Linked DNA regions of Homo sapiens: region 1 is linked to region 2. Evidence: chromatin contacts called from ENCODE Hi-C data. All regions are on one chromosome and are shown on one strand. The core of a region is the stretch at or near the end of the contact, and the rest is flanking DNA. Distances in the headings are between cores, read along the strand shown.

The links. Hi-C counts contacts between places; a loop is a spot of excess contacts on that map. Pooled maps may share reads with other maps.
Region 1: a loop to region 2 is called in a map of dorsolateral prefrontal cortex, with 4 times the contacts of the local background. The contact joins the promoter of DKFZp451B082 here to the enhancer-like site in region 2. A Hi-C loop is called at or near these places in 2 of 168 maps with a recorded cell type or tissue (both dorsolateral prefrontal cortex) and 4 of 50 pooled maps.

What each region holds. Positions count from the first base shown.
Region 1 is chr6:163,345,351-163,349,603 of GRCh38, reverse strand. DKFZp451B082 (a long non-coding RNA gene) reads left to right here and starts at 2,571. Exons shown (of 4, transcript NR_033862.1): 1 at 2,571-3,225.
Region 2 is chr6:163,246,603-163,251,143 of GRCh38, reverse strand. The region is part of intron 4 of PACRG (parkin coregulated); the gene reads right to left. Among named protein-coding and RNA genes, the nearest start is that of PACRG-AS3, 57 kb to the right of the region's middle. Within about 2 kb of position 1,308, at least 3 of the 41 ENCODE cell types and tissues checked have a DNase peak (open chromatin) inside an H3K27ac peak, as active enhancers do; they include dorsolateral prefrontal cortex, where a contact is called at or near this core.

The DNA.
Region 1 (4,253 bases), core at 1,322-3,821, 97 kb before region 2:
ATAGGACCAGAGGAAGGAGGCAGGGCATGCACAGAACTGAGGCACCCCCAGAGAGACCAGGGCCTGGGTGACTCACTGCTCTAGGGAGCCAAAGATTGTTTCTGGTTGGTGAGCCAGGGCAGCCTATTGGAGGCACAGGCCTTGGAGACAGCAGGCCTTGGATGCGTGGAGGTTGGGGCGAATGTTCCAAAGGAAACAATGAACCCAGAGACTTGGGGGCAGGCGCACAATGGGGCCTGTGTGTGACACTGCGTACTGTGTCACTCGGGTGGATGTTCCCTGGAGAACAGTACATTGTAACTGCTTCCAAAGCAAGTGAACTATGGGTTTCAACAAACTCCTGAATTTCTGTATTAAAGACCCAACAGGTGAAGAACAAAGAATTTGGAGGTATTCTTCTGACTCAGCAATTTCATTTCGGATGCAGGTCTCCTTTGCAAAACTTTTGGCAGGATGGTTTTATGCTTCTTACACTTTGTTTTTCAACCTCTCTGACCTTTACATCAAAACATCCATCAGGGGCTTGTTCTGAGAATCTTGGTCACTTTGATTCTTGGCCCGAAACACTGACATAGAACTGGTTTCCCAAAGGATTCTGTGGAGAAGGCTGAGAAGTGTGACAGTGCCTCTTTAATTAGATTTGTCCCTGAACTTTGAGAAGGTCAGGATGTTCACAGCAGGGCCCTTAACTCTTAGAGACTCATCACTCCTGGGCAGAACATTGGCATGTGCTCTTCCCAGCTGTGTCCCCTCAGAGGAGACTTTTCACAGTTTTGTGTTGGGCCAGCCATGAAAACAGAAGCTCAGCCCGTTAGTCCCAGCTCTATGGGACCAGCTTTGAGAAAAACAGGTAATAACAGACACTGATTTATTCAAGGATGCGATCCTTCAACAGCTTTTTACCATATCCACAAACACAAACTCCAGGAGGGCCTGAAGCTGAGAAGCAGATGGGCTGCTGGGGACACATATTTACAGTGTGTGATCATTAAGCAGGGGTGTCCTCACTTCCCAAATTCTAGTAATCAATACGTATTTCCTATGGCTGCCGTAACAAATTGCCACAAACTTAGTAGCTCAAACCAACACAAATGGGTTCTCTTAGAATTCTGGAGGTCAGAACTCTGAAATAGGTCCTAAAATCAAGGTGTCAGCAGGGCTGTGTTCCTTGCAGAGATGCCACAGGAGAATCCATTTCCCTGATTTTTCCAGCTTCTAGAGGCCACCCACATTCTTTGACTTGTGGCCTCTTCCTCTTCAAAACTTGTCCTGTAGTCATCGTCCTGTCATTTTTGACTTTAATCTTCTTGCCTCTCTCTTAAAGATCCTTGTGAGTAGATTAGGCCCACCTGAATCATCCAGGACAATCCCTCCATCCCCAAATCCTTCACAGAATCACACTGACAAAATTCCTTTTGCCAGGTAAGGTATTCACAGGTTCTGGGGATTAGGACGTGGACGTCTTTGGTGGAGGAGGGGGCATCGTTCTCTCTACCACACCGAGACTTTGCAAAAATGTGTTCTTCTTGGACAAGTAAATTTGGAACATGTTGGGTTAAATAAAAAAAACAAACCAGGTTTCTTTATTGCAGGACTTTTCCGTCTTCAGTGTTAATGAATGTTGTAAAATCCAAGAGGGAAATGTAGTGTATAGTGTTTCCCAATCTTGTTTGAACAAGATCCCCCTCCTTCATTTCCCCCCATGAAAGCAGTGAACATTTCAGGATCGAGTGGGGACACAGTCTCAGGAAACACATTTTGGCCCAACTGCGGAAGTCAAGGCCTGGAGGAGCAGGTTTACATCTCACCAAGGTTTGGGGATGAAACCGATTACAGGGGAGAATCATTCTGTGGCGGCCACCACGTGCCATGCCGTGAACACTGCAGAAGAGGAATTCTTCATTTAGGATCTGATATTTCGTGTCTGAAATTTCTGAGTAGGATTTGGTTGACCTCAACTCCACCCTCTAAGGCAGATAGAGAAGTCAATCCTTCACTTATTCATTCACCCATCCATGCGCTTAGTAAGTGTATATAAGGCAACATTATACTGGGAATTCCACGTCCACCGGTTCCCTGCCCACGTTCCCCAGCTCTAGTTTCCGCGCCCAGCCCCCTTTTGGCCATAGCCACCCATAACTGTCAAGTTGAATCACAAACAGCTGTCTCCCAAAAATATCCTGAGAAATCTCCCCCAACTCTATATATTCCCTGAAGGTCGCACGAAGCAGGACTATAGGCAGGAGGGGCGGGGCCCAGGCAGAGGATGTGAGTCACTAGGCAAGTGCTGCCTCGTATTTTTGGCCTGCGGGTGGGGTGGCTGGGTGGGTTGAGCAGCACTTGTGCTCATGGTCGGGTGAATTTATGGGATTTATCCAAGTTAATGGTAGTGCTGGAGGCAGCTCCAGGGAGCGAGGCAATCGGAATGTGCCTCTTACCACTCCACTAAGCCGCTCTCTGGACACGGAGCCATCCTACCCGGCCTGTGCTTTTAATGCCAAGATCCGCATTGCCCAGCCCTGGCCTGTGGGTCTCCTCCCCCTGTGCCCTGGCCCCACATGTGGTCTTTGCAAACAGTGCCCCTGGACAAGGAGGGCACATGGGCCTGATCCGCTTCCCCAAAGCCTATGGAGCACTTATCAGTCCTATTTAAAGCTCCAGTTAAGGATTCGGATTCAAGACTATGCCATTAAATGACCACATTAACGAGCTCTCCGAGAAAAGCTCTCACAAAGCTTTTGAGCTCATAGCCTCTTGGCTGCCTTAGGAGCTTCCAGTGTGTTAACATTCAGAAAATCCAAATATTCCGAGCGCCGGCGCTGCAGCGTTCCCAGCCCTTTGCCGACTGGAAGCTTCTCTGTCTGCTGTGTGGATGGAGCAGCAGGAGCCAGTGAGTCCTGGGCAGCCTCAGGGCCACCTGGGCACAGCCCCCCTCTGTCCCTCTGTCCCGGGGGCCCTGTCCTCTTGGCGGGGCTCCAGGCCTCTGGCGGCTGCTTTTGTGCTCTTTTGCGGGGCATCTGTGAGAACAGTCTGGAAGACAATGACAGAGTGCTTGCCTGGGGAGTCGGAGGAGCTCCGGTTATGTCCAAGCCGAACCCCTGGAGCCTCTGGACTGCCTGGCACTGAGGGAGCGGGAACTGGACGGTGGGCATGTGGCCGGGAGGAGCCTTCCAACCAGAAGAAACTAAGTTTTCAAGTTTCCTGCTGTGTCATCTCAACTGGAAAGTAGGCATATCGGGGTATTTCTGAAGGTGAAGGGCACCGTTTGCCTGTACTCTGTTCCTCGGCATCCCCAGAAAAAGAAGCTTTGATGTGAAAGGGGCTCCTGGGCTGTGCTTTTCCCTTCTGTGTCCGTGTCAGGGTTTCTCTCTGCCACCTCTTGACACCAGCCCTTATTTTTAGGGATGTTCAGACCTGAGGGTTCGGCCTGTGCAGCCAAGAAGCCCTCGAGCTGATTCATGGCGTGGATCCCTGTCCTTGTGTCTCAACGATGGGAGGCTGGAGGTGGAGCCACAGGGCTGCTGGAGGGGAATGGGGCGAGGACCATGAGCCTGACTCAGTGGCCCCAGCGAGGCCAGGGCTTCTGGTCTTCACAGGTGGCCAAGGCTTTGTGGACCTGCCCTGGCCCCCATGCCTGAATTGCATGGAGGTGGCCCCTTTTGCACACTAAGAAAGATTCCCAGAATTCCTGCTGTCTTCTCCTTTCTACGGTCTGGGCTGATGTAGGGGCTTCTCTGCACTGGGGAGGAGCCCATCCCCTCTGAGGCTGAGCTAGGATTCCCTCCCTGGATGCAGTTAGGAGTTGAGCTTAATTTTCTTTCTTTCTTTCTTTTTTTGTTGAGACAGTCTCACTCCGTCGCCCAGGCTGGAGTGCGGCGGCGCAATCTCGGTTCACTGCAACCTCTCCCTCCCGGGTTCAAGCAATTTTCTTGCCTCAGCCTCCTGAGTAGCTGGGATTACAGGCACCTGCCACCATGCCTGGCTAATTTTTTGTATTTTTAATATAGACAAGGTTTTGCCATGTTGGCCAGGCTGGTCTTGAACTCTTGAACTCAGGCAATGTGCCTGCCTTGGCCTCCCAAAGTGCTGGGATTACAGGCATGAGCCACCACACCCGGCCCTGAGCCTAATTTTCAACGTACTTTGATTCTGTCCGTACTTTGAAGCAGAAGTGGCACTGGCTGGATGTGGCTGAGGAGGGACACCTGGGTTGCATTGGCTCCCATTAATGGCCAAAGGCAAGGAGGGGAGAA
Region 2 (4,541 bases), core at 59-2,558:
GTATTCTCTTATCCCTGACCCCTCCCACTCTTCCCCCTAAGCTCCCAGAGTCCACTGTATCATTCTTATGCCTTTGCATTCTCATAGCTTAGCTCCCATGTATCAGTGAGAACATATGATGCTTGGTTTTCCATTCCTGAGTTACTTTACTTAGAATATTAGTCTCCAGTCTCATCCAGGTCACTGCAAATGGTGTTAATTCATTCCTTTTTATGGCTGAGTAATATTCCATAGTGTATATATATATATATATATATATACAACAATTTCTTTATCCACTCATTGATTGATGGGCATTTGGGTTGGTTCCACAATTTTGCAATTGTGAATTGTGCTGCTATAAACATAAATATAAATTGTGCTATAAAATAAATATAAATTGTGCTATAAACATAAACATAAATTGTGAATTGTGCTGCTATAAACATGCTTGTGCAAGTATCTTTTTCTAATAGTGACTTTTTTCCCTCTGGGTAGATACCCAGTAGTGGGATTGCTGGATCAAATGGTAGTTCTACTTCTAGTTCTTAAAGAAATAAAGGGCATCCAAATTGGTAAAGAGGAAGTCAAACTGTCACTGTTTGCTGACGATATGATCGTTTACCTTGAAAAACCTACAGACTCCTCCAGAAAGCTCCTAGAACTGATAAAAGAATTCAGCAAAGTTTCCAATATTCATAATTTTAAAAGATAGTAAAATGCAATGCTTTCTCCTAATTCTGCAGAAGCAGTGTGGAGGAGCAGAACTCCGGTGCATGGGGCCCCCGAGCATTTCAGCTGCTAACAAATTTATAGCCAAGCACTGTTCCAGTCTGTCTCATGACCAGGCAATCAGCGGGAAGGAAAAATATCTCTGGTTTTGTACTTCCTATTTTTCAATGGTTATGGTGCAAATTCAATCTTACAGCACATTTTGGTGGCGCCATTAAGAGGGCAGTCTGTTGCTTTGTTACCTCTGTTCTTATTTTATCAGAACTTTGTGTTGCTTCATTAGCTACCATTTACAAAAATGGTGCAACTGTTGTTTCCTGCAATGGACAATGTGATGATCAGAAAAATGTGTCTATCACCTTATGACCACTTGGAAGAATGCCACCAACTATTCACAAGAGTGGCAGTCCTAGAGGATCATTCCAGAGAGTTTGCCATGGACATTCCCTGCGGTGGGAACCACAATGGGCAAGGAGTGTGTGTCATCTGGTCAGCCTTTGTGCAAATACTTAGCCTCAGACTGGCCAGCTGGCGTCACTTCCCTTTTGAGAACAAAGGAGCATCCATGTTGGTTTGGCATAAAAGACACTCCAATTTAAACAACAGCCTTTTCTGACTCAAACTTCAGTTTGCACTGAGAAGCCAACCCAGAAGCCGGTCACCACGGAGCCGGGTGCCCTGTCATCCAAGCAAACTCACACTTCACAGTCAACTTCTGCTGCCAGGAAACCACAGAAACTTCGCTGGTTGCTAAGTCTTCGTGGCCTGGCATCCGACACAATCTCCACAGCACCCGGAGACCACTAGGTCCCATGGAATCTAATAACTTGCTCCAAACCAGGAATGTAAGCAGGCACAGGAGGCGAGAGAGTTGGCTCCACTTCCGGCCCATCAGGATCCCCCTTCTGAAAGGCTCATGCCCTTAACTAGAATTAACTTGGGACCTTTCAGTCATATTCATAACTTAAGGTTTGTACTGGTGATATGCACTTGCCAGCCGGCTATTTTGGCCCCAAACAAATCAAATAAATGTAACAAATGAATTTAATCATATTGAAAGGCTGGATAATGGGCATGTTTTTTTTTAAATGGACAATTTCTATGTTTGAAAATGTATTAGTATTTTCAGATCTTTTGAAATGATTAGCCATGCCATTTCCATAATGTTGGAATGCAGTGAGAAATTTGAGTTTGAGGGCAACCTCCACTCTACAGGCAACATAATATTGACCCAGAGACTTTGCGTGCATCCTTGTTTCAGCGTACAGGCCACTAGACATGATCAAAACATGTTTCTCATTCTGTTATGGCTAAGAAAGCACTATAAATTGAAAACTTAAGTGACCGACTTTCTATTGGTTTCATTAAGAACAAACCAGATTCTCAGCTTTGTCTTTTTTTTTTTTTTTTTTTTTTTGAGACAGAGTCTCGCTCTCTTGCCCAGGCTGGAGTGCAGTGGCGTGATCTCGGCTCACTCCAAGTTCTGCCTCCCGGGTTCACGCCATTCTCCTGCCTCAGCCTCCCGAGTAGTGTCCCAACAGACGCCTGCCACCATGCCCAGCTAATTGTTTGTATTTTTTTTAGTAGAAACGGGGTTTCACCATGTTAGCCAGGATGGTCCCGATCTCCTGACCTCGTGATCTGGCCGCCTTGGCCTCCCTCAGCTTCGTCTTAAGTGGACAGAGGGTCATGCCCTTTTTCTAGAAAGAAGCACATGTCATTGCTTACTCAAGGCTATCAGAAAACCTAATAGTTGTCAGATGTGAAATAGAGTTTTGGATTAGATTTGGGCTCCTGTTGGAAATTGGGAATTCTGTGGCTTCATGGGAAAGCAATTGCCATGCAGCACATCACCCAGAGAAACCATCAGACAACTTAGATCCAGAAAAGTATTCTGCTTCTCGGAATAGTGTGTTTGCATTATGAGGAAATATTTCTATTGGGGAAAATATTAGAATAATTGAGGAATGTGGTAGCACAAAATCTTTTTTTTTTTTTTTTGCATAAAATATGCACTCCCCTCTTGCCCCGCAAACCAACACTAGATATCTTGAAAGGGTGCTGAGCAATCCCCACACAATAAGCTTTTCAGTAAAGGATGGTCATCTGGCTATGAACCACAAGAAATGCTACAAACAATAGCAATTACTAATGCATTCTTTGATTCTCAGCGACAGCTGAATGAAACAAAGAAGGGAATCTTTCTTGCGGGGCACATGATTGTGACAGGCTCCTCACCCCACCCATGCAACATTCAACAACCTCTCCGCCTGGCACTGTGTGTCTCTTTCTTGCCATTCTCTATTTGCCCTTTGCAAAATATTGATGACCCTTGTTGCCATTCAGTGGGGCATGGAGGTAGCATTTTCTTGGAGATGGCTTTGCAGCATAGGAAAACGAGTCTTTGGCTTTACCTGGAAGTCTGTGGTGTTGCTGGAAGGAGAGGTTATATACTTCGTCAACATGCAGTTGTGTCTCTACCGTGCCAATGTTACAGAAGTGTATCTTTCAAAGGACCCTGGTTTTAATACATAGAATAAAAACCAACTTCACAGGGAAAAAGTAGAAAAGAATTTTTCTTAATCTGATTGAAGTTGGGGGTAGGTGCTTTTAACGGAAAGAGACAAATAGCTGCTTGTTTACTGATGAGATGGGACAGTGGCAGGTAGACGGTGAAGTAGGAGGTTGTGTTAACAGCAGGCTTCTTGGTGTCTGTTAAAGATTGTTTGTTATGGAGGGGGGTCCTAATAGAAATGACTGCAGCTTTGACCTGAGGCTCACTGAAGACTTTCCAGGAGTGCTTTTTAAGTAATGCTTTTAAAAATAGAGCGTGCTCCTGGGACCTCATCAAACTGTGGTCAAAGGAATGCTCAATATTGTTAGAAGCAGGTTCTGCTCAATACCAACTCCTGAACTTCACAATCTATATGTGACAGAAGATCCATCATGATGACAATTTTGCATTTTAATTTTTTAGAAGATAAACTACATAATATAAAGCACATTGCAATTCTTAATATCTCTTAATGCTTTTAATAATAATAATACCTATTTTTCTAAGGGAGTAGGAAACATATGGGAGAACATTCACAGAAGGAGCATAAGGAGCGCTCCTCCAGGGCTGTGGCAGGCCTGTGGCAGATTGAGGGTTTCTAGCTAGAGCAATATGAGTGGACACATATTTACACTAGCATTTCTTTAATGCTTTATTTTCATTGAATTATGAAACTCCCTTTAATTCTTAGCAATAAAAAATGCTGGTTATGTTATTAGGTAAACCTTCTAGAATGGAAGTCATTTCTTGGTTCAAGTAAGGATACCAGAGCACTCTATTCTTGGAGCGTATGAACTCAGCCCCTTAATGATCCCCCTTCATTATACTGCATTTTCTTTTGGGCCCTTGGCCATGATCAAAGAAACAGCCATTTGAAAAGGCCCACTGCATTTGCTTTACAAATACTGCTGAGGACATTGCCCTGTACTGTGTGACCTTCACTTAGAATTTTATCTTAGGAAAAGTCTTATTCTGTTAAAGCACAGTATACTCTGTGCTTTCCTACTTTCTCATGATAATGTTGTAACTGGCCACCTTGCTTTGGGTTTTTCTTTTCTCCTGTATTTTTTTCCTTGGTGCTAGGTTTTCTATTTTTGACTTTCATTGTATTTGTTTTTGCCTAAAGCTGTTTCAAATCCTTTGTGAAAAAATAAATATGTGTAAATGTTGAACAAGGAATGAGAAAATTTGTATGTAAGTGATGGCTTCTAACGTCACATAATCATCAGAAATGCTTACTGAGCACCCTCTGGGCAAGAGGCAGCTGACACGGAGT